Regions from separate parts of the Homo sapiens genome. Here region 2 is linked to region 1. A link is a loop called in an ENCODE intact Hi-C map of the cell type or tissue named here. Cell type or tissue: A673. All regions are shown on one strand. Each heading gives the region's core, and the rest is flanking DNA. Links, peaks and the distances in the headings are about the cores only. Region 1 holds the start of KCND2 (potassium voltage-gated channel subfamily D member 2). Region 2 overlaps LOC124901815 (a long non-coding RNA gene).

The links. Hi-C counts contacts between places; a loop is a spot of excess contacts. Peaks named below come from ENCODE experiments on the same cell type or tissue, not always from the same donor. Only the 100,000 strongest peaks of a DNase experiment are listed, where the experiment ranks them.
Region 2: a loop joins it to region 1, with 6 times the contacts of the local background. A loop is called at or near these places in 2 of 110 quality-filtered maps.

The regions. Positions count from the first base shown.
Region 1 is chr7:120,262,953-120,279,127 of GRCh38, reverse strand. It overlaps KCND2 (potassium voltage-gated channel subfamily D member 2), which reads right to left and starts at 5,953. Exons shown (of 6, transcript NM_012281.3): 1 at 3,381-5,953. The coding sequence starts at 4,495. RefSeq lists an enhancer at 5,188-5,257 and silencers at 5,698-5,847, 6,767-6,866. In A673, for the core only: a CTCF peak has its summit at 6,755 (motif pointing right); a DNase peak (open chromatin) is centred at 6,747; H3K4me3 peaks cover 965 bases; H3K27me3 peaks cover 1,926 bases.
Region 2 is chr7:118,345,859-118,362,033 of GRCh38, reverse strand. The region is part of intron 1 of LOC124901815 (a long non-coding RNA gene); the gene reads right to left. Among named protein-coding and RNA genes, the nearest start is that of ANKRD7, 130 kb to the right of the region's middle. In A673, for the core only: a CTCF peak has its summit at 8,996 (motif pointing left); a DNase peak (open chromatin) is centred at 8,973.

The DNA.
Region 1 (16,175 bases), core at 3,679-11,678:
TTAGCAAGATTTGAGTACTACAATCTAAATGAAAAATAACAACTGGATGTTATTTTCCAAAGGACTTTAGGACAAAAGAGGAGTTCCAGGTTCTTTTTCTAATAAGGCAGTTAATGGCAGTAACTAGAGTTTACATTATGGAAAGGGGAGCCGGGTGGATAAAAGGGTGATTCAGGGACCTGTGAAATGCGCTCAGAAAGAAGGGATGAAATGGAGGAACAGAGCTACCTGATTACTCAATCTAAACACTTAAAAAAAATTCTGACATTATTTTTTCATTTTTTTTAAACTGTGCTTTCTATGTTTCCTACTTTAGTAGGAAATTAAGTAGCCTGAAAACTATTTTTAAAGCGTTCATTTTTCTGATAGATTAAGTAATGACTTATACAGTAAGCATAGTCAAGTTATAGTCTACTGATATATTTGATATTTCAAGGAGCAAATAAAATGGTGATACAAATACACCTTGGTTCTAAGATAGACACACTCAGTTCTTTAGATCATAAAACCAACTGAATATTGTCTAAAATACTCTAGAAGCTGCAAATGATTCTGCCAGTCCTGAATGACAAAGCTCTTGGTTATTTATTCTCATGTAGATAACGTTCATACGAGATGGAACTTTCAATAACCACTGTTTACAATCACATTTTCACTTCTATTATCACTAATTGAAGAACATTTAGCTCCATTAAAATTAATAGCCCCATAAAAAGAGCTCAGATAACTCTTGATAATCATTCAGACATAGTTGGATATTGGCTTCAACTATTATTTCCCAGAAAGTTTGCACCTTACACTTCATCCTCTAAGTATAGAACTACAGCCTAAACAATAAAGTTAGGCAATGGCTTTTATTGAATATTTTGTATTATTAAATAACTGAGTCACAAAGATGGCACCAAAAAGGCAGGGCTTATAAGAATCTGTTTCTTCAGGGTACAATACATAATACATTTTGATGAGAAATTAAAGACATTTTTCTATGAAATTCTGTTATATTATAAAGCATATGATTTGTCAAGTGTCCATATATGTTCTCATTTTGATTACATCGACATTTCCACATCTTAAAAGTATGACTGCTCTATTCCATCAGGATCATTAATTAGCTTAATTTCCTGAAAATTAAAATGTTCAAATTCAGTGAAGCTAAGTCTTTAAAGTAACTTCCACTTAGCTTCCAAGTTCTGAGAAAGCGTGTGTATTCAATGCTTCTAATCCACTTACTTACCTATGAAACATGTGAACTAAATCCACTGCATAGATTTTACTCAGGCAATATAATTCAATTTCTTAAATATTTTCAAAAATGGGTGCTTTTAAGTATTTTATTTACATAATAAAAAATTGTCACTAATGTTTAATGTTGTCTCATATTTTCCTTGAAACAAAAATAAGCTTCAAAATAAAATAAAAATTGGAAAGTCATTTCCAGAAACAAGTTTTAAAATAATGCTAACTTCTCAAGTCTAGTATAGAACTATTAGCTATATGAAATTAGAATTCTCATCAACATTCTTTTTATACCTATATTCAATCATATAGACACTATATAGCATTAAAATGATTCACTGATACCTCAAGAAACACAGCCATATATACCAAATTTTTAAAGTGTATTTCATTTTAATAGTTCTCCCTTCCTATTAAAACAGAATCTTTTTTATTCAAGTGTACTTCTAATTTGACGTCATGATGGTGATTTGCACTACCCATTTGTCCTTAATAAGGATCTCCTGCTACAAAATGACAAGACAACAAAAACAAACCTCTTTGATAAAGAATCAGCACCTACACTGCGAAGGCATTCTGCATCATCCTTATCCTTATAAACTGTCACAAATTTGCCAACAAGATAAAAAGGAAATATAAGAAGTAGAACATGGATTTTCACTAATTCATTTTTTAAATGTACCAGTAGGTCTTTAAAAAAATGAGACTAAATAAAAATCATAAATCATTGTATTTTTCTTTACCCCAATTTCTTGTTTAACCTAGCCTAAAATTCTTCATATATAAACTATTCCATTAGCTGGCCACATGACATGAGAAATTCTGTACAACACAATATGTCTAATAAAATTAAGTTGACTTTAACCACAATGTCATTTAAAGAAGCCAATTAAATTATCCAAAAACACAAAGCTTAAAGAGTAGCCTTGGGAATAACTTTTTTCTTATAGCCATTACCAAATCCTCACTAAACTGATTACCTATGCAAGAATAGTAGCACAAAGCTGAAGAAAAGGCACTCACATCACTCCCCAGCTTATCTAAGAACTCATAAAAGTAAAAAGATCTAACCATTTTATTTTATTAGATTCTCTAATATGTAAAATGCTGCTACTTTTCTGCAGTTTAACATTATTAATCATTTGCCTCCTTTCCTTTTCTCTACTACCTAAAAAAACTTAATTCTAGCCCTAAAAGTATATTAAAAACAACAGCATGAATTCAGAAATTTGTCCCTTTGGTTGCAGAACTTCATTATACCCCCAAAAAAGAATTCACAAAAAAATTCTAAAAGGAAATTAGGACCCCAAATTTTATAATACAGCCAGCCTTGGTGACCATCAATCTTACCAGATACTGCTCTATCTTCTATGTGTATTTAATGGGTGTGGACCCATTGCCTGATGGGATCTGTAGATTCTAAAAAAAAATGTGTGGATGACAGTCTTTTGCTTCTTTTTTTGAAACTATGAACCTAGAGCTTGAAATATGTTGCAAATTTAATTCCACTGCATATTGTAGAGTTGATCAGTTTCAGCTCTGATATTCTAAAAGACTGAATAACCTATCAACCATAATTAAAGTGCATACATATGAATATGTGCATATATATTATAAAATACTTTGATAATTACATCTACAATCTATGTATTACGATGTAAAATAGGAATTATGGTTCTTAGAGGAAAAATGTACACCATAAGTATCTATTCATATGAAAATAATAGTTCAAGTATACCTGGAAACTTTTCATTTAAATGCATTGAACCACTTTATAGACATTTCAATATACATTGTATATATTTGTGTCTTTATTAGGGCATAGATTTTGTTTTTCATTGTCATATTTTTATATATTAATATAAATATTGCTACTACTTTCATATATTCAGGAATTCTAAAATTTCTTTGTATCTTTATCACTTTCAGGCATCAACATTTGCCAGCAATGCCTTAATACTTCAACGTGTGTATTATACCCATTTCACAGATGAAAAGAGTTTTGCCAAACCATTTAGATAATGCTTTCCTAAACTCAGGAAAGAAAACAAATGATTTCCCCGGAGTTACCATGTAACCTCGATGGGTCCACAATCGCCTCACCCATACCCAACCTCCATCCCATTTCCCATTATGGCACCTACCCTAGTGTTGTCATGGTGACGATGGTATACCAGAAGGCTGCAGGGATGCTGGTGAACTTGCTAGCCGAAGACCCCTTCTCTGCGTAGAACATAACTGTAGCGAAGATGATGATAGCCATGGTGAGCGAGAAAAGCAAGAAGCCCAATTCTGAGGCACAACTCTTCAGTGTGTACCCCAGGATGCGCAGGCCTTGAGAGTGGCGGGAAAACTTAAAGATCCTGAAGACCCGGAAGACTCGGAGTGTGACAAAGGCTCCGCTGACGTCCTCATTGTCTGTCATCACCAGCCCAATGTAATAAGGCAGGATGGCCACCACGTCGATGATACTCATGACACTACGCACAAAACGGTAACGACTAGGCGCTGCAGCCAGGCGAAGCAAATACTCAACTGTGAAGATCATGACGCAGGCCGTGTCCAAGCAGAAGAAGGCCACAGCATACCGCTCTCCACAGGGCAGTTCTTTAATGTGACCTGGGCTTGATCCGCACGGCACTGTTTCCACCACATTCGCGATGACAGAGACGGCAATGAAAAACCCCGTGACATAGTAGAACACCAGGGCCATCGTGCTGGTGTGGGGGTTCTCGAAGGCCCTCCAGACCCTCTGCCTTGCAGTCATGGTGGGCAAGGCGCTCTCCCCAGCGGTGTCGGTATCCGCGTCGTCCTGCAGGCGCTCGGCGTTCTCTCGCCTGCGATCCTTGTACTCCTCATAACAGCAGTCGCCGATGATTTCCGGGATGAGGCCAAAGAAGGCCAGTTCTTCATCGTAAGCAGAGATGCACTCGTGGCGAGGATAGTGGAGCTTCCCAGTGCGGTAGAAATTCAGGATGTGGCGGAAGATGTCTGGGTCACGGTCAAAGAAATACTGCTGAGTTTCTGGGTGGTAGAAAAAGTCCCTCTCAGAACTGCCCAGTAGAGTGTCTGGGTAACGTTCCAGGGTGTCCTGCCACGTCTGGAAGCGGGTGCCACTCACATTCAGCACAATGAGAGCATCTTGGGTCCTTTTCCTCTCCTGCCTCGGGGGAGCCGGCATAGGCCCCGAGGCCACAGGCATCCACCCGATAGCCGCTGCCCTTGCAAAAGGCAGCCACGCTGCCACCCCCGCCGCCATGATTACTTGAAGCGGAAGGAAGAAGGGTAACGAGGCGTCTACAATGGGTCACCGAAGCAGCCAAAAGTCACCCACTTCCTCCAGTCAAGCAAAGTACTAGTGAGAAACGTGGTCCAGAGGTGTAACTCTTATTCCAAGATAGGGCTCCTGGTAAAGTCACAGTTCTCAGAAGGGCAACTTTCCCTCCAAGACAGGTATTTGGAATAATGGCAACAAAATACAACGTCCTAACAATCACCCTCAACAGAACCCAGCCAAATCTCTTCCTGCAGGTGGGCTAGGCCACCCTCTGGCACAAATAAGCACACAGGTGCAGCCGTTTCTTCAAACAGGTGTTTTTGATTTCTCCCCGGCACAGTCTGGATAATATAGGGTCAGTATGTGGAGTGTAGGATAGAGAAGACGAACGAGAGTCACCCAATAGAATTCTTTCGACGAATTAGGGAACCCTTACACCTACCCTTCTCACTCTTTCAAACCTTCCTTTCCAAGTAGCCCTTCCCGCCAAAGGAGTCTCAAAAAGGCGACCTGTTGTTGTAGCTCAGGAGATGCGGTCACAGCCGCTGCCCCACGTCTCTCTTTGGGGGTCCAGCTGCTGCTGCCTCTACTCCTCGGGCTGTATTTGCAGAGATGGAGGTGATGTGCAGTGGTTACGGTGGGGGGCGTTAATAGAGATTCTCCTCCCCCACGTCTACAAACACCCTCTGTGTCTGCCAAAAGCGTTCGCCCAATCGCCCCTTCACTCTCTTTTCAAGTTCAGCTCAGGTGCAGTGTGACAGTTACAGAGCTCAGGAGCTGGCAGCCGCCGCCGCCGTGGCGGCAGCAGCATCTGCTTCCGCGCAGAACGCGCCGCTCCCGCGGTACATACCTGGCCAAGTGCGCGCCGGGGCTTAGTTGCATAGAGACTTTCTCCTCGCCGTGCACCCGGAAAGGGAAGAGGAGAGAAAGCAGCTCGCGAGCAGCCGAATCCGATGCGCCGAGAGAGCATAAATAAAGCTCAAGCGAGCTCTTCTTTCCCTTCCCCCATCCCTCCGTGCCTCCCTCCTCCTTTTCACCTTCCAAAAGCCAGGCGCAGGCGAGCAGAGCAGCAGCAACAAGTTCAAAAGGTGCGGGGGAGGCGAGAACGGAGGGGACTCGCTCCTGCCAACTTACTGCGGGGCCACTGTCGCGGGAGCCTGGCCAGCGCGGTGCGGGGCTGCGGGGCGGCGGGGCTGCGGGGCGGCCGGGCGGGCGGCGTTGGCGCGGTGGGGCCGGGGCCGGGGCCGGCACGGGCTCTCGTCCGAGCGCGGAGGCAGAAGGCGCTCGGCAGCGCGGGGGCGCGGGAGGGCTGCTAGCTGCTTCCCCGCCAGTGGGTGGTCCTGCATCTCCCCGGGCTCCCCGCGCTGCTCTGCTAGTGCGATCAATAAATAAGGAGAAAATAAATAAATAACCGCGCGCACGCCCCGCCACGCAGGTTAGGAAAGGCGTCTCCTGCCTTTCCCTCGGCTTGACCTTTCTCCGCCCCCGCCCCCTCGGGCTCCTCTCGCTCCACCCCAGCCACCCACCAACCCCGGCGCAAAATGTCACCGAGGGAGAGCATCCAGGTGGATCTGCTGGGGAGAAAAGCGAGCCTCGGATGAACAAAGGGAAGCTTCACGTGCTGGGCTGCGGTGGTTTGGTGGAGGAGAGGAGAAAGGGGACCCGTGCCTTGCTTCTGCCTCTCGAGTCCCGGTTCAAGGCGAGCGTGGGAAAATGGGGGGAAAGAGAGCGAGAGAAGCTGGGAAGGAGGGTGAGCGGAGCGGAATGCGCAGGAATTGGTTGTCTTCTGGGGGCGACTGGAAGGCAAGACCCGCAAAGCTCCGACGCGGAATTTTTAAGTGCATTTCCTCTTTCTGTTTTTATTTATTTTCAAAACCAGATTGTTAACGTTGCAGGGATTGATATGCCATCTGTCCAACTTGCCAAAAAATCAGAGACTCTCCTCGATCGAGGTCTTGACACAACTCCTTTTCCCGTCCTTTACGAATAACAGGGATGTGGAGCCCTTTTCTAAATGTCATCGTCAAGGGGCGTGCGTCTCTGAAAGTTTGCGTCCCCTTCATCCTCTCTGCGCATCACTGCGCATATTTAAAATAGTTAAAAGAGTTAAAGGTGTTCGTATGAGGGGTTACTGAGGTAGAGAGACACAGGAAAATTGTCGCTACCAACCTTTTTGTTTTTCGCGTACCCCGCCCCCGAGTCATTAGGAATCATCCTTAAAACCAAACGTAACACATACAAGCCACTAGATGGCGTGGATGGCGAGAAGTTAAATCTGCACCTAAGGTTTGGATGCTTTAGGAAGGTGAAGGATCAAAATTAACTGGTCCAACAGAGAGTCAGATCACATAAACATCCCCAAACCCCTTCGCTGCCACCCACCTTTTTTGTGTTTATGTGACATATACTACTTAGGCTTGAGTCTGCATTTGGATAGTTGTGGGATGAGATGTGGAGAGTTTCCTTTTGAAATTCCTTTGAAAATTAAATCTAGATTACTGAATCATCATCATCATAGTAATTAAGATCTTTGGCAATAATGAGGCTTCATCTGTATTGATGAAGAATAGTAGCCTAATTTCTACCTAAAAATTACTTTTCATGGCTTGGTTTGACTGCCCTTGGTTTGTAAAATAAGTGGACTGTGTGTTGTACTTTACGGAAATTGACTTTTAAGCCCTAGAGATTACAGGCATGATGTGTCAACCTTGAAAATTTGAAATGGGATACGTCAAAGAAAATATATAAACTAAAAAATGAGTATAGAAAATAACCAGAGAATTTAAAATATCCTTATCATGTACAGGATTTTCTGTAGAGATAAAAGGGTATTTTTTGTTTGTTTATTTGTTTACAGAATAGAGATTTAAGGAATCCTGTGTCAGTAGTAATGAAGTCAGAGCTAATGCACCATTTAAGTTTGAGGACAAGGAACTGAAGACACCTGCTCTTTATCTATTTGTTTAAGTGAAAGATGCTTGTTAACCAATCTATATAGCCTGCATACCTGAAAACAAACACACAAGCATGTTACCTGGAAAATGGAAATGAGGGGCTTACTACCAATTAATATAAGAAAACCAACCCCTCGTTAGTCCAAACAGTAAGGTGGCACTATGACAGGTGCTGGGCATGGAATCCAGAGGGTGGAGCGCCATGAATATTTAATCAATGCCAATAATGGCATGCTTTCCTGTAAAGATGGGGCGAGGAACCTAAATAGAGCCTTTAAAACTGTGTGGGAAACTGAATGCTTACAAATGTAAAAGTAGGAGCTTAACTCACAAAAGCCCCAAAGAAGCAAGAACATAATATGTACAGTTTTTAAGAAGGTACTGGGATCTGCCCTCCTGCATCTTCAACAAGCTTCTTGATATAGTGGAAAGAATGTGGGCTGAGAACTTAAACACATCTAAATTCAAAATCTTGCTTAAGAAATTACTTACTGGCTTTGTTTCATTTGGCAAATTACTTCTATGATTAGAAATTATAGATAATGAAATTTAACTTTTCAGGCCTGTCGTGAAGATGAAACAGGATCATACTTCTGAACACCAGTGAAATACTTAGCACATGAAGTGTACTCAATATTGGTTCTTTTTTATTGTAATGCATAATGCTAATGCAATTCATTTTATCCAGCCCGTATTTGGAATTCCCTTAGATACTTTCCATAGTTATGTATTGCTTAATGACAGGGATACATTCTGAGAAATGTGTCTTTAGGAGATTTCATCACTGTCTGAATATCATAGAGCGTACTTACACAAACTTAGGTGGTATAGCCTACTACACACCTATGCTATATGGTACAGCCTATTGCTCCTAGACTACAAACCTGCCATCATGTTACTGTACTGAACACTGTAAGCAATTTGTAACACAGTGGCAAGTATTTGAACCTCTAAACATATATATACACAGAAAAGTTGCAGTAAAAATACAGTATAAAATATTTTTAAGAACGGTACACCTTTATTTGGCACTTCCTATGAATGGAGCTTACAGAACTGGAAGTTTCTCTGGGTGATCAGTGAGTAAGTGGTGAATGAATGTGAAGGCATAGCACATTACTGTACACTTCTGTAGACTTTATAAACACTGTATATTTAGGCTATGCTAAATTTATTTTTAAAATCTTATTTTTCCTTCAATAATAAATTAACCTTAGCTTACTATCTTTTTTTACTTTAAAAACTTCAATTTTTAACTTTTTGACTCTTTTGTAATAACACTTAGCTTGAAACACAACACATTATACAGCTGTACAAAAAAATATTTTCTTTATATCCTTATTCTGTAAGTTTTCTTCTATTTTTGTACTTTTTTTGTTTTGTTTTGTTTTGAGACAGAGTGTCGCCCAGGCTGGACTGCAGTGGTGCGATCTCAGCTCACTGCAAGCTCTGCCTCCCGGTTTCACGCCCTTCTCCTGCCACAGCCTCCCGAGTAGCTGGGACTACAAGCACCTGCCACCACGCCTGGCTAATTTTTTGTATTTTTAGTAGAGACGGGGTTTCATCGTGCTAGCAAGGATGGTCTTGATCTAGACCTTGTGATCCACCCTCCTCGGCCTCCCAAAGTGCTGGGTATTTTTGCACTTTTTAAAAACTTTTTGAATGTTTTGTTAAAAGCTAGGACACAATTACACTGGCACAGACCTACACAGGGGCAGGATTATCAGTATTACTGTTTTCCATATCCACATCTTTTCCTACTGAACGTTCTTCATTCTGTCTTCAGGGACAGTAACATGCATGGAATACCAAGGCATACCAATGCCTTCTTCTGGAATACCTCTTGAAAGAGCCTGCTTCAGGCTGTTTTACAGTTAGCTTTCTTTTATAAGTAGAAGGAGTACACTAAAAAATAATGATTAAAAGTATAGTATACTAAATATATAAACCAGTAACATCGTTTATTATCATGATCAAGTATTATATATTGTACATAATTGTATGTGCTGTACTTGTGCAAGACTGGCAGCACAGCAGCATCCTCACAGACACCTGAGTAACGCATTAGGCAAGGACATTACAATGGCTGCGCATCCCTAGGCAGTAGGAATTTTTCAACTCCCTTATAATCTTTTTGTTTTTTTCCTTTCCAACTTTTATTTTAGGTTCAAGGGGTCCATGTGCAGTTTTGTTACATGGGTAAATTGCGTGCTTTAGGGGTTTGGTGTGCAGATAATTTTGTCATGCAGGTAATCAGCATAATACTCAATAGTCCCCTCCTTCTACCCTCCACCCTCAAGTAAGCCCCGGTGTCCACTGTTTCCTTCTTCGTGTTCATATGTGCTCAATGTTTAGCTCCCACTTAGCAGGGAGAACATGTGATATTTGTTTTTCTGTTTCTATGTTAATTCACTTAGGATAGTGGTCTCCAGCTCCATCCATGTGGCTGCAAAGGACATGATTTGTTTTTTTTATTGGCTGCACAATATTCCATACTATGTATGTGCTACATTTACTTTATCTAGTCCACTGTTGATGGGCATCTAGGTTGGTGTCATGTCTTTGATATTATGAATAGTGCTGTGATGAACGTACATGTGCGAGTGTCTCTAGGGCAGAACAATTTCTATTCCTTTGGATATGTATCCAGTAATGAGATTGCTGGGTTGAATGGTAGTTCTATTTGAAATTCTTTGAGAATCTCCAGACTGCTTTCCACAGTGATCATGGCAATCAAGCAAGAGAAAGAAATAAAAGGGATCTAAATAGAAAGAGAGGAAATTAAACTACTTCTCTTTGAAAACTATATGATTTCATACCTAGAAAACCCCATAGTCTGCCCAAATGCTCCTGTCTCTGTGAACAACTTCAGCAAAGTTTCAGGATACAAAATCAATGTACAAAAGTTAGTAGCATTTCTACACATCACTAACATCCAAGCTGAGAGTCAAATCAAGAATGCAATTCCATTCACAATAGTCCATTATAATCTTATGGAACCACTGTGTATATGTGATCCATCATTGACTGAAATGTCGTTATTTGCTATATGTCTGTCTGTATTTACTCTTCCCTCCGAATTCAAAAATCCCCTTGTTCTGATATTCAGATGATAGTGATATTTTAGTCTTCATTCATGCATTGAAATGCTATGTGAAAAGTAGGCATACAAATTCTCGAAGAGCACGGTATATATCTCCCTTGCTTAGGGATTCTTATTCTTTACTCTTCTCATTTTATATACTCTGTTTGGTTGATTACAAGGAAAACAAACTCAGCAGGATCAACCTTGAATGCATCATCTCTCTCTTCCAATCATCTACTCCCTCTTTTCTCTTTTGATCAGTGAAGTCCCACAAAGAAACCTGGTGGTCATCCTGTTCTTTACTACTTGCCCCCCAGCAAACACCCAGACATAGCCAATGACCCAATAGGTCTTATATATTCCACCCTCATTACCATCTATCTATCCTTACACTGCACCTAGAGTGAATTAAAACAAACAAAAAACCTATTTTGAGATAATTATAAATTCACATGCAGTTGTGAGAAATAATAGAGATTCCTTATGTATATCACCTAGTTTTCCCCAAAGGTAACATCTTGCATATTATAGTATAGAATCACATACTGGAAATTGACATTGATACTCTGTTAGTCCAGTCAAACTACTATAAAAAATACCATAAACTCGGTGTCTTATAAACAGCAGAAATTTATTTCTTACGGTTCTGCAGGGTGGAGAATCCAAGGTAAAGGAGCCAGTAAATTCAGTGCTTGCTGAGGGCCTGTTTTATGGTTCAGCCTCTGTGGGAGGGTAGAAGCCTGCTTTCTGTAAGCACCAGTAACAAACTCAGATGGGTTTAACATGGAGCAACCCCCCTTTCCAATTTTTGTAATTTTTCCACTTCCCTGACTTTACTGAGTCTCTGCTCGCCAGCCCTGCATTCCTTCATTCTTCCTTTAAAATGCCTGGTGACCTCTGTACAAATTGATCTCCACTTTAACTAGTGTCCTTCCAGCTTTGACAGGTTTTTCTTTGACAATAGTGATATTTCATTGTGGTTTTAATTTGCATTCCTCTAATGGCTAATTTTGTTGAACATATTTTTATGCTCGTATTTGCCATCTGCATATACTCTTCAGTAAAATGTGTTACCCTTTGGCGCATTTTATTTTGATTGTTTTGTTTTACACTGTTGACTTTTGAGAGCTCCTTATATATTCTACATAATTGTCCTGTGTCGCATACGTTGTTTGCAAATACTTTCTCCTAGTCTGTAACCTGTCTTTTCATCCTTTTTACAGGGACTTTTGCAAAACAAAATTTTTTTTCATCTTGATATGCTCCAATTTAGAAATTTTTTATTTTGTGAATCATGCTATTGGTGTGAAGTCTAAGAACTCTTCCTAGTCCCAAGACTCGAAGATTTTCTCTGCTTTTTTCTAAATATTTTATAGTTTTACATTTTAAAATTAAGTTTATGATCTATTTTGAGTTAATTTTTGTATAAACAAAAAAACTTTCCTGGAGTTTTAGTAGATACTATATTAAAATTTGGAAATTGACCTTGATAATCTTTCTTTTGAGTCTTTTAATCTGGGAACATGGTATGTTTCTTCATTTATTTGTTTTTTTTTTTTTAATTATCAGCATTTTGTAACTTTCAAGATGCTATATATGTTTTTATTAGGCTTATGCCTAAATATTTTATTACCTTTGGAGCAATTATAAATAGTATTGTGTTTTTTAAAATTTCAATTTCCATATGTTCATTGTTAGCATATAGAAATGCAATTTGTTTTTGTGTATTGATCTTGTATCCTGCAATTTTGTTGTACTTCCTTATTAATGCATGAGTTTTCTATGTACACAATCATGTCAACCTGCAAATAGGGTCAGTTTTCTTTCTTTGCAATGTGTATACCGTTTATTTAGAGTGTTATGTTTTAATGAACTCATAATCATATCTCACCCCTTTCAATAGCCTTCCTTTTTTTCCTAAATTAATCCTTACAAGAGAATATAGACTGTTCAGGATCTCTACTTCCTCTACTCTGTAAACCTCATCCCATGATATTTTAACATTAACCTACTTCACAGTCTGGCTCAGCTGTTTTTAGTTTGCAGAATTTAATGTGTTTTACCTTGATCCTGGGTCTTGGTACATGCATCCTTTCCCCCAGTTATCAGCTACTCAGCTCAAGATTCACATCCTCCAGGAACCATGGACTAACCTCTTCAAAATGATGTCCAACTTATCTGCTTTGTCAGAGTCTGTAACAGCTCTGTGTCATTCTGTTTCTTAGCCACTGCACTGTAACTTCCTTGAGAGAAGGCAATGGCCTTTTAACTCTAGATCCTAAGTATTTGTTATCATGCTTGGCACATGGTAGAAATACAGTGAAGGTTTGTTGAATGAGTGAAGAAATACTCTAATTAGATAATTAATATATACCTTTTTTTCCATTAGAGATTATTAATCTAACTCTCTAAAAAAATGTTCATAAAGAATCAACCTAATTTACTACCAAGATGTTCAGTGGATAAAAAAATTTACCTTAGCAGTGAGCCTCATTTGTACGACTCTGTAAAAAGTACTTTCTCAATGTATTTACTCTAGTTAATTCTCAAAAAGGCTTTGTGAGATGTGGATTATTCCAATGATTATTTTTCCCAAAGGGAAACAAAAGCTCAAGGAGGTTAAATCGTTTTCCAGGATTATATTATACAACTAAGTGGCTGAAGCTGACTCACTGCCAGGACTTCTGACCCTAAAGTATATATTATTTTAGCTCCATAAATACATCAACAGACGTCTGCAGTAGTAAAGTCTGCATGCCAATTTGTTTTTCCCAATACTGGTGATAAATTTGCACAGATAGGTGTAAACTCTCTTACTTGTCCCCCAGGTATCTCTCTGAGGTCTTTGACAGGGCAGGAAATAAGCCTGTGCTCATAGGGAAGGAGAGCACCACATCTACTCATCCCATATTTTAACCAGTTATACCAACTTCCCAGAAGGATGGATTTAAATTTCTAGATAATCTATTTTAAATAAGATAAATTTAGTATATCTGACTACATCCTTAGAATCTCTTTCCAGATAACTCTTTTTTTGAGTCTCTATTAGATTATTTTTAACATTCTATCATCTTAATTTTAAAAGATAGTAGTTCTGAATTAAAAAAGAAATTCAATCAACATGTAAAATGAGCAAAACCTTTAGCCAGTCATTGAGTTATGTACATTAACTTTTGACTGAAGTCTAGCAGCTTCAAATTTTTATGTATTAATTTTTTCATAAAACACTATATTTGTTTATATTGTGAACTACCAAAGAAAAAACTACCAAGGAAAAATACCAAAATATTTGCTCATGAATTGTAAACATTTCATAAAAACTATGACTATGTAGAAAAAATATATAGTATATTTTTAATTTACTTTCTGGGTTCCATATTATTTTGAGTTTGGCAGAGGAGCTTTATCCTATGGTAATTTTTTTGTACTCTTTATTCATTGGAAAATATACACAGCTGTCTGTTTGTTTGTTTGTTTTTAACCTTTGTTCCCTGGGGAAACAAAATCTGATATACTAGCAAGATAAGGGGTACATATAAAAGTCACAGCATAGCTAAGGCTAGTTAAATACTTAAAACATATTTGAGTTTTCAAAAACTTCACAGTATCCCTAGGATATGGTCTTCAAGGAAAGGGCAGTGACCCTGTGTCTTTCTTTAGACTATTATTAAAAAGACAAGTTGGCAACCTGAGCTCAACTTCTTTTATCCCATGTATTAATACCGTCAAAGTCTTTTGCAAAGTCCTCTTCAAAAGATCTTCCCTTTTTCAAGTTTTAGACCTTGAAGAGTTCCTATTAAAAATAACCCATTTACAGGGACTTTATTCTTCATATACAGAAAGTCTTAAATATATTTTATGTAATGAAATGGACTAAATTCTCAAAGTTCCCACAATGCTATTCTGAGAATCTGTCACAATCTATGTGATTGGAACTCTGTTAAGACTAGCAAATTTGAAAATAGGTATACAAAATCTAACCATCATGTTACAGTCTCAATTCTGCCTCATGAGATGACTATTGTTATGAAAGAACTCAGTGGTTCTTTTAATATAAAGAATATTTGTGTTGAGAAGGTAGACCTCATATTAACTGTTCTTACCACCCAAAACAGAGGGCACAGTGAAACTTTGGAAGGTGTTGGATATGTCTATTACCTTGATTGTGGTAATGAGCCAGACTCATCAAATTGTACATATTACATCAACCATACTTTAATAAATCTGGTAAAAATTTATTTTGTACATCAACCGTACTTTAATAAATCTGGTAAAAATAATAATTTTGTTATTAAAATATTCTTGGTATCATGAATGCTGATGCACTTGTTATGCCTATGACTTAAGAATGCAGGGGGCAAATTAGAAGGAAAAAATCGGTTTCTAAATGATTATTATTGATCACTCACAATGTGCAAGGCACCAAGTTGAATAGTAGAATGACCCAAGTTTTCAAGATCAACCTGCCCTGATGGAGCTTGACATCTGGGGGAAAACAAATGAGAGAGAGAACATGGAAATCTCTTTTAATACAAAAGTAATCTTGCTTGTGAGTTTCATTTCAGAATCTGTTCCCTAAGTGTTTCATTCTCCAAGAAACTGTTTATTTGTCAGAAATGGGAGAAGAGGAAAGATAAGTAGGAACATATAAATTTGCTTCTTGGACTCATTATCATATTTATAACTTTAGGATTAATTGCTATGAAAAAATTCCAGTGCCATAAACTGAGAATTGTGACTACAAATGAGAATGAAGCAGCAAGGGTTCTGAAGAAACAAAAGTCTTATTTTTCTAAAACTGGAGAAGAGCAAATTCTTGCATATGGTACTAACAATGGCTAAGAAGATAAATTACTTCCAAATCGTTTATAGCCATTGAAAACCTGAAAGAAGTCTTACAAGGTTTTCATCATTTAAGAAGCCACATTCTGCGAGAAAACTGGCGATTAATTTGCTTGTTTACTTTCTTTAAAACCACTTGTTATGCTCTAGCAAGCCACTTTGATACACAAAGTATATTTAATTCATTATTTTTATACAACATTATGTGGTCGGCTTTAATAAATCACTCAAAGTAGTAGAGTTTAAAGAAAAGCAAAACAATAGAATACTTAAAATTATCTAAGTATTTAAAATTATTTAAGTATTTAAGTATTAAAAGAAGATCCCTTAATTACCCCACTTTTAGAAAATGATAATATGTAATTTTTTTGTTTATGACTTAGCCTGCATTTAGATTTTAATTTAAACCAAGAAAATTATTTAATAGAGGGTTATTAAGCAGGTTTTACATTGCAGCTGTTCCAGTCCCTCAGGTAAATACTCATTGAAAGAGCTTATTAAAGTTTGTTCTACTTATTTATGTTTAAATTCTTATTCTTTTTCCCTTGTGTGAAACCTTTGTGGGGGCAGAACTCCAACTGATTTTAAATAGAGTTCCGTGCAGAAAGGATCTATGGAGAGCAACAAACCTGGAATGCTTATTAAGTAATTGCCTCTGATGTTCTTTGTCTATGTGTGTCTCGTTTTCAATAACACTTTTTTGAAATATAAGTTTTTCTCTGAATAAAGACATTTGGAAAGTGTAGCTTTTTTATCCTAGCGAAGGACTGTATAGTCAAAA
Region 2 (16,175 bases), core at 5,010-13,009, 1.9 Mb after region 1:
ACTACCTAGATCTTTCCCTGAATCAAAGATGACGATTGATATAATTCTTTCAATGTTGAGAAAATGACTAGTAATTCTAATAGCTGTATAACAAAACTGCTAACAAATTATATGCTTTTCATTTCCTGGATTTAGAGAATCTAGTTGAGTGGTGTATGGTAGACGCACCTGACAGCAATAACTTGACTTGCACATACCCTGAGAATGACCCTATGTGGAAGATTCGCCTGAATGTGTGTCCAGAACTTCTTTGCTAAGGAATCCGGGAGTGGTCAATCTGAGATTCATTCCTTATCAATGAGGAACATCTGAGCCCCTGGCCCTTCCCAAAGAACTTGGGCCACAGAGGAGATCAGCCCCTTTGTTTTGGGTTAAATGAAGGTTGCCAGGTAAAGGTTGTTACAGGGAGGGTGTTAAGTGAAAATGTCATATGAACTGCATGCCTTTTACAAGCAGTTGCAGTTCTGCCTGTCTTGCCACCACTGGGCCAGCAAGTCTCCTATCCAGCCCACTGCCACTGGGCTTTCTTCCTTCCCTGTATGTAAGCCCTCAATATATCTCCATGGCTCATTTGCTGGCTCTGGGTATCTTGGTCTGCCTCTTGAATCTGGTGCCATCCCCTTTGGAGTTGATAGGGGTTTAGCACAACAAGCTGTCATGTGATAGATTAACAACATATTTGATAGTAGATTGCCATGTGATTTTTGGAATGTGACTTTAGTACTCTATGTGGCCCACAATTGAATGATATTGCTCAGAAAATAGAAACAAAATACTTCTTCCATTTCCGTCTAGTTATACATTTGAACAAGTTATCCCAGTATTTCCATGCATAAAAAAATATAGAAAAGGGATTATACTAGGCCCTGTCTCCTAGCAGCCAGTAATATTTACCTGTAACTACATTAAATAATTGATAAAGCTGAATAAATGTCTTTAAAAGACACATTTCCAATAACCAAGTAAATATTAGTGACTTTTTTTAAAGTTTGAAGACTTTTGCCCTGGTAATAAAGAGCACTCAATGTTTACATGATCACATACTAATTTCAAACATACAAGTCTGGAGACAATATTAGAATTAAATGGAGAAATTGAAAACATACTGGCTACAATATTCTTGCAATAATTTGGATCGATTCTACACAGAACTTATTTTTACAAAATTAGATAATAGTTAATTAACTTAAATAACTTGTTTGATTATCTTATGCATCCTAGTAATATGACTTTCTTTGTTTCTGGATCTAATCAACCTTGTGACAGAAATGGCAGCTTGAGGCTGTTTTTCCAAATAGTTAGACAAAAACATGTTAGTAGAAAAACTACTTAAGGGTTTCAAAATATTTCTGTTAAATAGGAAGAAAGTCCAATTGATTTGACCTCTTTTCTCCTTGACTTTGCTTGGCCTGGCTCCCTGATTGAATGACATTCAAATTGTGGCAACATACACAAAGTTTTTCTTTCTTGAGCTTGACTCAATAAAATGTCCTCACTTTCCCTCTGAGTTTTGTGTGGAAAAGATTTCATCAAGTTACTGGTATAGTAATTTGTCTCTGTAACTTAATATCTACCAATTTACATTTAAAGTATCTGACAAATTATTGGCTTTATGATGCCTATAACACAGTACAAGTTGTAGTATAAAACTAATGCTAATGCAAAGCTGAGATACAGTAAATAAAGTACTACTAGTCTACAAGTAATGAGTAGCTAGATTGCAAGAAAATATAGGTTCATCATCAATTTCCATGTGTAACTAATTTACAAAATACTGACTTGAAGCAATTGGCTATATTTCAAATATTTCTATCAAAGTCAATGAAAAATTATTTAATGAGTTTTTCCCACATATCTGCTTTATTACTTTATGGTTTGTGAGGAAAGTTTTCAAAACAGGTTATTTGTCTATATAAATTCAGCTTCATTTGAAAAAAAAAAAGTTACCCTCAAATGATCATAAACTTGGAGACATGAATAAACTCAAAATCTGCAGCTAAAGTTTTCTTAAGTGAGAATCTTATAAACTCTATTGACAGAAATTACAATTTTTAAGCATGACAGAATGTGTGAACTAATTTGCATGAAAAAGATCATAAGCTTCACCTATGAAATAGTCATAATTGTTTCAATACACTCAGTATTGGCTTTCCTGCCAGACATTGTGCTCCTCAGTGCAGTTGTCTTCTCAGTAACCTCAGGTGCTCAATAAATGTTGGTTGACTAGAATTGTCAGTTGTCAGAAGACAATGCACCAAAGCGAAGGCCCCAAAAGCAGCCTCAGAAGCAAAAGTGTAGTTCTGACCTTCCCCTGCCCTTCTGTCTCTCAGTCCCATTCTCTCCTGAGTCTAGCCATAGAAACTAGAATCCTCTTCCCCAACTTGGGTCATAGAAATCGGACCCCTTTTTCCCAAAGCCAGCCATAAAACCTAAAAATATGACTCTTAACTGTTCCTCTGCCTTTCTATGTAAAAACTGGCCATACCCAGTAAGAAGGAATGCATTCTCAGAGAGGCCAAGAAAAATCTAGACAGATAGGCCTTGCTGGGTTTCCCCATTCCGTCTATCAGCATTAAATCATAGCCTTTTTGTGCAATTATATTTCTACATAGCTGTCTGTTCTTGGGTGAACCTAAGAAGAAAATGGACAATTTTCCTGATATCTTCAGTCCTCCATGCTAAAGGCTTCCATATCACATGAAACTATGATTACATAAATTTATATACCTTTTCTACTATTAATCTGCCTCTTGTCAGTGTTTGTTTTCAGCAAAACTTTACAGTGTGAGGGGGAAGTTTTTCCTTATCCTTGACACAGAGAAGTTAAACACTATGTGCAGTTGTTCAAAGACACTCACTCTTTTGACGGGTGCCAATATCAGGACAATGTATAAAACAAGTTGGGGTTATTTATAGTCTAAGTCCATAGAAACAATTCCTCCCACTCCCCATTGAAATGGACAAGAGGTAGAATGTCCAACTTCAAACTCATATGGCTCAGGTCCTAACCAATAAAGCAGATTAACCTCACTAAAGCACCTAAATATCAATTAAATTGTAAATAAATCTGCTGTAAGAAAATAAGTACCTTAAGTATTTAAATTATACTCTTAACATTATTAAATGCTTTCACACCTCTAATTTTATATGCTCTTAGAGGATTTTAGACCCTCTTGTCTAATTATGCTTTCCTATACAACATCAAAACCTAAACATCCAATTAACTTTCTCTTTTTAGTCATACATGATCAAAATCAATTCTAATAGTCATTGAGAACATACTTTGTACTTGGTGGTATGTTAGGTGCTAGGACTCAGTGGCAAGACATAATTCCTACCAGCAGAGCATGTACATCATAGCCCCCAGTGCAGATAATAATTAAATAATTAGCTGTTTTAATCACAGTTGTTATAACTGCTATAAAAGACCATTGTTACAATAAGAATGGGCATATGATCTAATCTACGAATTGAGGAAGACTTTCTTTGGGCATTCCTGGAACTGAAGTTTAAGTTGGTATTTGATGGATGAGAAACTGGCTAGGCAAAGGGTGAGGATAGAAGAGGGTGGTCTCTAAGCAGAGAATAAAATACCTTGTAAAAAAACAGTCTCACGTTATGGTTTCCAGAACCAAAAATTTGTTTCAAAAACATGTAATAGAACATATAAGTTCAATGATATTTTAACCAACTTGAAAAATATCAAAGTTATGCCTGAAAAGACTTGAATAATAGTTAAAAATTTGGTTTCACAATGAAAAAAAATTGCTTGTCAAAAATTATTTCACCTTGTCATTAATGTTTATGCGCTTATGAATACAAACCTGTCTTCGCTAACTATATGTACTGATTAAGCTTTGTACTCAGGCAGCTGCTATTCACACACAACTTGCACTACTTTCAATGAAGTCCTTTTTATAGAAATTTGTCACTGTTAATCACCAGTGAAAATGATATATACAGAAAGAATAAAGATAATCAGAAATTATTATTTTAATGTTTCAGGGTTTGAAAAGAAATATTTTTAATGGATGTAAAAATAACGTAGTTATTGCCACTGAGAAAATTTAATCTCCTTTGAGGTCTGTTTTATACCAATGAAAAGAAGACTTTTAGAAAATTTCTAAAACAGGATTATAAAAATATTATAATCAGGAAATGTTTTATGTAAAAAATTTTAACAGATAAATGGTCATATTAAACCAATTTTTAATGGAATATTCTTAAATTTGTTTGTATGGTGTGTCAGTTTAATGAGAGTAAGATAAAACTGAAGGGAACAAACAAAAACTGATCTTATTTATAGTCAGTTGTCTCTAGATACCTATGTATCATAAAATATATGATTGAGAATTTTGCAAGTTTTAAGATAACGTATTTATTGTTTTCACTTATTTATATGTATACTTTTATAAGCTCATACATATAATCACATTAAAAATATGTATACAATGTTAAAATAATGCTTACAAAGTATGAAATTTATTGAATTAGATATTTTATTTTAATAACTCAAGAAAGATTGGTTTGATTTCTTTTTTAATTAAAATATATCTTTAAGATTTTCCAAAATTCCATAACTTTTCTTATTAACATGGGATAAACGAACCATTACTTTTTCTTTTTTAATTATACTGTAAGTTTTAGGGTGCATGTGCACAATGTGCAGGTTTGTTACATATGTATACATGTGCCATGTTGGTGTGCTGCACCCAGTAACTCGTCATTTACATTAGGTATATCTCCTAATGCTATCCCTCCCACTCCCCCCACCCCACAACAGGCCCCAGTGTGTGATGTTCCCCTTCCTGTGTCCAAGTGTTCTCATTGTTCAATTCCCACCTATGAGTGAGAACATGCGGTGTTTGGTTTTTTGTCCTTGCGATGGTTTGCTGAGAATTATGGTTTCCAGCCTCATCCATGTCCCTACAAAGGACATGAACTCATCATTTTTTATGGCTGCATAGTATTCCATGGTGTATATGTGCCACATTTTCTTAATCCGGTCTATCATTGTTGGACATTTGGGTTGGTTCCAAGTCTTTGCTATTGTGAATAGTGCCGCTATAAACATACATGTGCATGTGTCTTTATAGCAGCATGATTTATCTGGGTATATACCCAGTAATGGGATGGCTGGGTCAAATGGTATTTCTAGTTCTAGATCCCTGAGGAATAGCCACCCTGACTTCCACAATGGTTGAACTAGTTTACAGTCCCACCAATAGTGTAAGTGTTCCTATTTCTCCACATCCTCTCCAGCACCTGTTGTTTCCTGACTTTTTAATGATCGCCATTCTAACTGGTGTGAGATGGTATCTCATTGTGGTTTTGATTTGCATTTCTCTGATGGTCAGTGATGATGAGCATTTTTTCATGTGTCTTTTGGCTGCATAAATGTCTTCTTTTGAGAAGTGTCTGTTCATATCCTTTGCCCACTTTTTGATGGGGTTGTTTGTTTTTTTCTTGTAAATTTGTACTTTGTCTTTTTATATTCTTCAGTGACTCTTGACAAACATGTACTGCTGAAATTGCAGGTGTCTGATAATCTTGCTCTTTATGTTGTTCCATATAACCTCAATATTGACACTAGTAGCAGTAAATATGAGATGATAAGTCTATGATGACTAGGCCTGCCCTCTCAAACTTCATGTTCACTCAAAAGGTCTGTATAAGCAGGCACACAAGGAAATATGTATAAAGTTATAAAAAGGTGAATGTATTACCTTGTTTGACCAGAATTTTCTAACGTTTTTACCAATTACCCCAAAAATATAATTAAGAAAACACCTTTCTTTCTCAAAAGAGTGCTGGGTTGGATGATAGGTCATATGGTCATCCAATTTATGAGCTGAGGTGCAGGGATAATTATGCAACTAAGTAATATGCCAACCACATCCAGCTTAAAAAAAGATTAAAGGAAGAAAGTCCAAAGATCTATTTTGTGGATATGTACGTTAAACATGATATATCCTTTAATGGAACTGACCCTATCTATAATCACATTAAATGTAATTGGCCTAAATACCCCAATTAAAAGGCAGAGATTGTCATGTTGGACAAAAAAAAAAGCAAAAAAAATACCAACTATATGTTGCTTATAAGAAACCCAATTTAAATATAAAAATGGCTAAAAATAAGAGTATAAAAAATATGTACTCTGCTACCAATAACTACAAATCTGGACTGGCTAAATGGCTATATTAATATTAGAGAAAGTAAATTTTATAACAAAAATATTAAGAGGTTCATGTCTTAATGACAAGCAGGTTATTAAAATGACATAATAATTCTAGACATTTATATATCTCATAACAGAGCTTCAAAATACATACAGCACAAACTGACAGGCTGCAAGGAAAAAACAGACAAATCATCCAGTATAGTCAGAGATTTCAATAACCCATGTCAATAACTGATAGAACAATGGTAACTCAGTAAGAATATAAATAATACGAACAATTCTAACGATCAATTTTATCTAATTTATGTTTATAAAATACTCTATCCAACAGAAGCAGACTACACATTCTTCACAAGTATATGCAGAAACATATTCTTGTCCATAAAACAAGTCACAATAATTGAAAAGGATTTAAGTCATACAATGTATAATTTCTGAACACAGTGGAATTAAATTAGAAATAAATAAGAAGAATATATCATGAAAATCTCCAAACATCTGAAAACAAAAAACACAATTCTAAGTAACGCATGGGTCAAAGAAGAAATTAAATGAAAAATTAAGAAGTATTTTGATCTTAATGAAAATGAAAATAAAATATATAACAATTTATGGGATGTCACTAAAGTAGAAATTAAAAGAAAATGCACAACATTAAATATCTAGTGAGATATTTAGTGAGAAAAGAAGAAAAACTTCAAAATCACGGGCTCATCTCCCACAGTAAGAATGCAATCACAATCAAAGATCCAGCAGGATTTGTTTTTTGTCTTGTTCAGGTTTTTCTTGGTAGATATTAAGAAGCTGATTCTGAAATTGGTATAGAAATGCCAATGATTTGGAATATACAAAATAACTTAGAAAAAGATAAAGTTGGAAAAATATACTATGTCATTTCAAGACATTACAAAAATACAGTAATTAACACAGTGTAACATCGACATCAAGATAGACAAACAGATCAACAGAAGAAGGGTCCAGATATAGCTTCCAAATATATAAGCAAGTAAATTTATACAAAGGTGCAAAGGGGATTCAGTGAAGAAAGAAGAATTTTACCAACAAATGGTGCAGAAACAATTGGTTACCCATGCAAAAACATATGAACTGGGATCCAAAATTTAAACCATATAAAAAAGTAACTCAAAATGTGTCATATATACCTAAATGACAAATATACAAATATAAAACCTAAAATTCTACAATTTCTATATGAAAACATAGAACAAATTATTTTTTCTTTGGATTAGGCCAAGATTTCTTAGCCATTACACCAAAAGCACAATACATAAAAGAAAAAATTAATAATATAAACTTCAAAAATAAAAACTTCTGCTCTTTAAAACACACTCTAAGGAACATGAAAAGGTAAACCTCAGAATGGGAAAATATTTATAAATTATATAACCCATAAAGTATATCTACCTAGAGCATATGTATTAAAAAAATCAAAACTCAATAATAAGAAAGCAAACTATGGGGGCTTGCCCCCTAAAGTTTTGCTGAAAAATCACTGACATGAGGCATATTGATTAGTAGGAGGAAAGGCACACAAATTTATTTAACATGTATACATGAGAGCCTTCAAGATGATGACCCAACCCACCAGTAAGGTACAGAAACTTATATACTATTTTGAAGTTATAGAAAGTTATAGAAAGAATGCAGGCTCAGAGTATGGCCCAAAGCAGGTTATTTTGATATATTAGGTTTAGTGGCAAGACAGGAAAGCAAGGAAATTCCTTGTGGGCCTCAAGATCTTTACCCTAAAATAGTTCTGCTGAATTTCACACTGGCAATGTAAATTGATAGCTTATCTTCACAAGTGCAGGACAAAGGACAGAACTCATAGTCATTCTTCTGCTCACCAGAGACAAATGCATACCTGATTGATTCTTCTGCCTTATTGTTTATGTAGAAATGCAGATTCACTAAGCTAGACTAAGCCATAAGAGACTATTACCTTACCCCCTTCTCACATATAAATCGTGTATTCAGTGAAAGGCTGATCAAAGACTGAAAAGAATGCAACCATTTGTCTTTTATCTACCTATCACCTTGAAGCACCCCCCAACACTTGCCCCCACTTCGAGTTGTCCCGCCTTTCCAGACTGAACCAATGTACATCTTACACATATTGATTGATGTCTCATGTCTCTCTACAATGTATAAAAGCAACCTGTATCCCAGCCACCTTGGGCATATGTCATCAGGCCCTCCTGAGGCTGTGTCATGGATGCATCCTTAACCTCGGCAAAATAAGCTTCATAAATTGATTGAGGCTTGTATCAGATACTTTTAGTTCATACTTACTAGATGTGAAAAGTCAAATTTCTTCACAAGAAAAAAAAAGGGATCCACTAACACTATGGGAATTACAAGTGATGAAGGAAATTAAACGCCACAGCAGTTCTCACATTATCATTATCCCCAACCTAAATTAGATAGAGTTTTTTGATCTCCATTGGTATCCATGCAGTTTATTATTATTTACAAACCTAGTAACCTCTGAACTTTTCATACATAAATATTTTTCCTTTACTTCTTTTCTAGACTAGACCATTTATTAAATTGCAAAATGAAACAGCTCATTTGGTTAAAGCATATATTATGCTCCTGACTTAAAACAAATTGAGCTTTTAATATAGACACTAATCTTAACATGCAGCATAAATAACTGAAGGGTAGAAAGTGGAATGAAACAAAATGCTTAATTTACACAATATTACATAATGCATTGCTAAGGTAACCTTTGGCTTATAGAGTTACTTTCTGGAAGATAGAACAAAGTGCATTAGTGCCATCTCCTGGCTAGTATAATGATCCTGAAGATGTGTAAATTTCGAGGAAGTCCCTTAACTTAATAGGTAGTTCATATTTACTAAAATGATAAAGAGAGGGGCGAGAAGCATACAGATTTTTCCTTTAATGGTAATGTTTCTTAAACAGTAATTATGAAGATTAAATATTTCTATACCAAGCTATTATTTTTTCTTTTTACTTTTTAGTACTTTGCCTCAACTTATATCATGAAATGTTGTAGTTTTAATATATTTATGTAACATATATTTATATAAATACTAATTATAATTATATAACATGTATTTACATATTTATATGTTATAAATATAGTTTATATTTAGTAAATAAGAATATATACTGAACTTATAGGGCCATATATAAATTATATCATGTTATATTAACTTCCTAATTAAATGAGTAAGGATTCATGCTTCATGAAAACCTCTCTTATGTAATTTATAAAAGTAATTAAGTAGAATGGGAGGGAAAACTATTAGAATCATGAGCTGAGGGTCTGACATTCCCAGACCCGCATTTTCTGTTCTTGTTTAAGGAAATGTTTTCCAGTGGAAGATCTTTAATGGTTTTATTTATTTATTTATTATGCCTGATTTTTATCAAAAAGATTATTGCTGTAAGCTCCACAGTCCCACATACTCAAATTTGCCTATTTCTTCATATTTTTAATTCAATAGAGATGTTATGCAGAAGTGCATTTTATCATTTTTCCATTTAAAGTTTTGGATGCTTTTCACTGCTTTCCCTTTAAATTACTAATAATATACATACATTTCATAAAATGATAACAAACGTATACTCGATAAAATATTGTTGCCTAAATTACTAATTAGGAATTGCTAAAATTGAATAAGTCAAAGGACTAGAAAATCTTCAGTGAATGTAATCACTGTTCATGAATGTAAAAAGGTTTTTCTTTTTGTTCAAAGATGTACCCACAACACCTAAAACAATATCTGATATATAGTAAGTGTTCAGTGTATATTTATTGACTTCTTAATAAAAGAGATATTTGGACATGAAAATTTTCTAATAAATAATAAAATTAATATACAGTTAGGTCTGGAAGTTTTGTTTGAACTATATTATTTCTTACATCAGAATATTTTAAATAGAATGTACATATACAAAAACATACATACAATTCATAAGCTACATTAATTTACAAATAAGCTCTTAATATAAAGTTCTATGTTTGGTCATCTTCTTTTCTGTCTGCTCACTTCCTCTTAGAAATTTTGTTCATCCTCGACATTTTAAACAGCTCCTCTATGTAGATGACTCCAAAATCTCCACCTACAGCCACATGCCCTCTTCTATGCTCTAGACCCAAACCACATTTTTCAAACTTCCTACTAGATATGCCTGTATATATACCTAGTATATCTGCTAAGTGTACTTGTTCTACAAACACTTCAACCTGATTATAACATCAAGCCATCCTTTCAGCTAATAAAACTTGAAATTCTATTAAACTTCATAAACATGTCCCCCACTTCAGACACCATACATACAAAGACATAGCAGACACACAGACACACAGACACACAGACACACACACACACACACACACACACCCCACTTTCCATTCTTGCTGTCATATGCCCAGTTAAAATATTGATTAATTTTCACCTAGCCACAGTCAGTAATCAGCCACATGGCTATGAAGACTTTGGTGTCTCCTCACTGCATCGCCTTCTAATTCCTACTGCCATTTTGATCATCCTAGAGCAGCGTTGCCTCAAAGTATCTTAAGCAAAATACTAGTTCACTGTGTTAGGTGAATAAAAGTCTCTGGCCAAATAAGTTATGGAAAAACTAGACTTTTTTAAAGTTAAAATTTATATATTTACGGAAGAGGCTAAAATATACTAATGTGAAAGTGAGCTTTCAATAAGAGAAAATACCATGCAGTTTTTCCCTCTCTTACTTGGATTTTAAACTTTTTAAAGTGAAATCATCTCTTGTAACAATGTTCCATAGAAGATGCTTTGGAAAGTGCTGCTATATAGCATCATTGTAAGAACTTCTCTTCTCTGTTCAAAAATATAATGGCAAAGAGAGTATACTCCAGAAATTTGCTGTTCAGTAAGCCAACTACTAAGCAAGGTGTGGCTATTTAAATGTAAATAATCAATAGTCACTAGTGACATTTCAAGTGCTCAGCAGCCACATGGGGCTAGTGGCTGCCATAACAGACAACACAGATACAGAACATTTCCATCATCACAGAAAGTTCTACTGGACAGTGTTGCTCCAGAGAAAGACTGAGTTCAACCATTTAGTAGTTGTTTGACATAGGACAAGATTCTAAACTATTCAGGATCTCTGTTTCCTTATCTATGCACTAAGGATAATTATAGAATCAACTCACAGAGCTAATTGTGTAGAAAAAGAAACTTGGTACACTGTTTGTGAGAATGTAGATTGGTACAGCCATTACAGAAAATAGTACATAGGTTCATAAAGAAATTGAAGATGGAACTACCACATGACTCAGCAATCCCTCTTCTGAGTGCATACTCAAAGGAAATGAAATTTCTGACTCACAAGGATACCTGCACTCCCATTTTCACTGCAGAATTATTCAAAATAGCCAAGATATGTGATATGATTTGGCTGTGTCCCCACCAAAATCTCAACTTGAATCCTATGTGTTGTGGGAGGGACCTGGTGGGAGGTAATTGAATCATGGGTGTGGGTCTTTCCCATGCTGTTCTTGTGATAGTGAATAAGTCTCACAAGATCTGATGGTTTTAAAAACGGGAGTTTCCCTACACGAGATCTCTCTTTGCCTACCACCATCCATGTAAGACGTTAACTGGCTCCTCCTTGCCTTCCACCATAAGTGTGAGGCCCCCCAGCCATGTGGAACTACAAGTTCATTTAACCTCTTTTTCTTCCCAGTCTTGGGTGTGTCTTTATCAGCAGCACGAAAATTGACTAATACAATATGGAAACAACTTAAGTGTCTGTCAACAGATGAACTGATAAAGAAACTGCAGTGCATGTATACAATAAAGTATTATTCAGCCTCAAAAAATAATTGAGAATTAGACTTGTCAATTGCCACAACATGAATAAGCCTGAAAGATATGCTAAATAAAATAAGCCAGACACAGAAAGAAACATATTGCATGATCTCTCTTATATGTAGAATCTAAAAAAAGACAAAAGCATTCAAGTATACAGAGATAGATAATAAAGCAGTGGTTACCGGGGTGGAACAGGAAATGGAGAGATACAGTTCAGTGGATACAAAGTAGCAGATATGTAGGAGAAACAAGTCTAGAGATCTAATGTACAACATGAGGACTATAGATAATATAATTTCACTGTACATGAGATTCATACTAAATGAAAATTTAGCTGCTCTTGCCACAAAAAAACACAAAAGATGAGTAAGTATGTGAGATGATGGGTATGTTGATTTGCTATACTACACTAACTTTTTACTATCCACATATATCCCATAATACCATATTGTATGCCTTATATCTACACAATAAATTCATTTACTATAATAAAAAAAGAAATGAGCTAATACATGTGAGGTACTTAGAATAGGATGTGACATAGAGTAATAATTCAGTAGATGTTAAGCAATAGCATTCATTAGTATTATTAAAGTCGTTCTTCATCACCTAGTGGGTAAAAACCAAACTTTTAAATCTGCTATTCAAATCCTTTTTTTATCTGTCCCACTTGTCTTTTAGCCTTTCTTTCTGCTATTTCATTATATTCAGCTTGGCTTCTAATCAAAATCTCACATCCAGTAAATATCTCATAAATAGCAGGCTCCATACCTTTGATATAATTGTCTCCTTTGCTGGTAATGCCTCCTATCATCGCCACATCTAGATTCTGCTCAAGTCAAGATCAAATTTTACCTTCACTGCAAACCAAGAAAGGAACTGTCATGCCCCTTACTCTGATGGCTTGCCCTCTGAATCTGTTTTTGGAAAACCCAATCTTATTTAATAGTTATGTGTATGTACACCTTATATCTTTTACATAATTGTCCTATACACCATAGTATATCTTATACACTGTGAAGATAATCAGTAAACATGTTCTAAATTAATAAATCATATTTTAATATAAAGACACTGGCTTTGCAGAGTTCAGCCCCTTACTCTATTAAGTGACATAGGCTATTTGCAATTGTACCTTCTATGATATTTACTATCTTTATATGAGTTTAAAATTTACTCTTTAATATACATGTGAATGCTAAGGAGAAAATTTGTTTTTCCAATAAGAAAAAAAAAGGAGCTCAAAGCAAGTTATTGGATCAACAGAATATTAAAATCCAATAAACCGTGTTAATATAAACACACATTTAACTTTTAGAAAGTGTCTTGAACCCCCATCTTCAAATGATTGTTTCTAACAAATTTTATTCTGAGATAGAAATAAAAGTAAAAACAGTATTCTTCTTTGATATAAATTATCACTGAAATTTGGGTATACTTTGCCTGTTTTAAATGCTGGTCATCAAGTGACAGAGAGAAAATGACAAGAACATTTTCATTCTGAATGAGCATAGAATGTAATTTCATGAATGTAAAACACTTTAAAAAAATTTAAAAAGTCAATACACTAATTAAAAGTGCAGTTGGGCATGAGTAATCCAGATAGCTAGCAATATTTATAGATGCAATCTTTACATTGGACAAGCCAAATAATATATCCAATGTACCAGAACTTTTTTATTGTTAAAGATTGATTAATAGGAATTTTCAACTCCTTTTAGAATGCATTCAACATTTGTGAATGGAACGAAATAATCAGTTTCCAAGAGGGCTTTAAAATCTCTTAAGGATGAACATCCCACTATAACTTTACTATGACAGTGATAGGTAGTAAGAGCTCAATCATTGATATAAAGATGTTAATAATGGTAATAATTCATAATGTAGGTATGTTTCTACTGTTTAAATCAGCTCTTTGTTTTACACATTTTGTTGCCAGAAAGGTGAACAGTTTAAAAACATTTAGAATTTTCATCTCCATATATATTAAATTCAGAAGGAAAATGGGTAATTAAAATTGATTAAAGATGTGCTCTAGATATGATATCAAAAAAAGATTAGAGAGACAGACAGAGACAGATGCATTTATTATCTGAATTACTAAGATAAATAATTTCATATGCAAATTTGTCATTGCCTCAAACTATCATTTACTACTTAATGCAAAATAGTTTAATCAAAAGCCATCCTTTGCTTTTCTCCTGTCCCATCAAAGCTTTTCCTCTTCTTGGGCAAACACCTCAGGTAGTTGTTGAAGTGAAAAACAACAACAACAACAAACCCATGTTTTTATGCATTGAGCTGAAATGTATATTAAGTCCTACCCTAAATAAAATTGCGAAGTGAAACTTGGCACCCTTCAAATTTTCTAATGCTAAATGACTCTCCTCCATCAGAAACACCAACATCACACTGAAAACAATTTAAACTCTGTGTTTGAATTTTAAAAAAGAAAGAAAAACTTCTAATACTCCACTGAGTACTTAATTTGGGTGGGCTTAATTTAAAAGATTTAGAAAAAAATATATATTTAGCCAACTTCATGAGACATATAAAAGGAGAGAGATGTGTAACTATAATATATATAAGAAATATTACTTTATGGCTATGGATATTTTAATATGACTTACAGAATCCATTTTTATAACTTTAATCTTTACAATTACTACTATATATAATTTGGAGTAAAAAAATGTGCGTGATGTGGTTCTGTTGGGACATACATCAACTCTTTTTTTAATAAAAATAAATTATTATAATTAAACTTTACTAATTTTCTCTTCCACAAAGTTGGTATAAATTCTGAGACTGTACTCAATTGTATAGTTTACAAAGTATTTATCTGAGGAAAATAACTGCATATTTGTTTTCCTTGCAGAGTTTAATTTTTAGAAAAACATCACTTACACAACAGTAAGTGATGCTAGAGGTTACATAACCCAGAAAAATGATAGTAAATGCCAGATACCATAGGATTTGGGGAGGTGGAGTTGGCTGACATACACACAGCAGACTTCCAGGGAGAAGAGAGCTATGCAGAAAAAGAGCTCCAGACATCTGCATAGGCATCCTCCTCATTATTTGCTGAGTAATGACAGGGCATACACACAGTTAAACTCCCAAAGTGGGGCAAAGAAAAACAGAGGAGTCTTAAACTCAACAATTTCCACACATTATATCTCCAACTTCCCAGTATGGAGAGTTTTCAGTCATTCTCCAAGACATTCAAACATTCAGTGGGATCCCCAGAATGATCAAAGACTATAAATATGTAGAGGCTGGGGGCTGGGAAGGTATATGCATATATATAAATACACATTTCATCATAGAACATATTCATGATATATATGTGTGTATGTGTGTATATATATTATGTATATCTATATGTAAACATTTTATGTACATATATACAGAAAGAGAAAGAACGAATAAGCAGTTATCTATTTAATAATCCAAACTCCAAAAAAAATTATTCTCTAGGTTACTGAAATTCTTCCTAAGCTGCTATTTATTCAATCACTGTTGTGTTTATAGGCTTTTTTCCTTTCAAATGAAAACAGTCCTGGTAAGCATAATTAAGCCATTAACACCTTGGCCTAGCTGAGTTTCTGAGATCACAGAAGAAAGGCCTTTACGAGACGCTGAATAGAGGTAAGTATTTTACCCTGACAATCAGGGAGGACCAAGTCTCCTGGTTCCAGACTATCTATCTATCCAAAGGCATAGTTTTAGCTCTGCAAATGTGATTAGATTACACTCTCTACTAATGAAGAGAGCTTAAGAATTGCAATGTGCCACATAATCAATTGCTAATTTCTAAATGGAATTTTAACAGCATGTGGTCATTAAGTTTTTATAATCCTTAAATTAGTTGAAAAGTGAACAAGTCAGTTCATGACCATTTTTTTATGTCTACATGCCAATCAGCCATACAAATGAATTTTCAAACAGAACTAACCATTTTTTGGTTTCCTACTAATCAGGATATCATATCTCATCCCATCTAGTCTAATCATCCTGCCTTCCTTCATATCTGAGACTATTTTCTGTGAATCAGTTTTTGTATGCCAAAAAACTCATAAACGCCCCCTCCAAAATTTTAAAAGGATATTATACAAAGAAAAAAATTACACAGC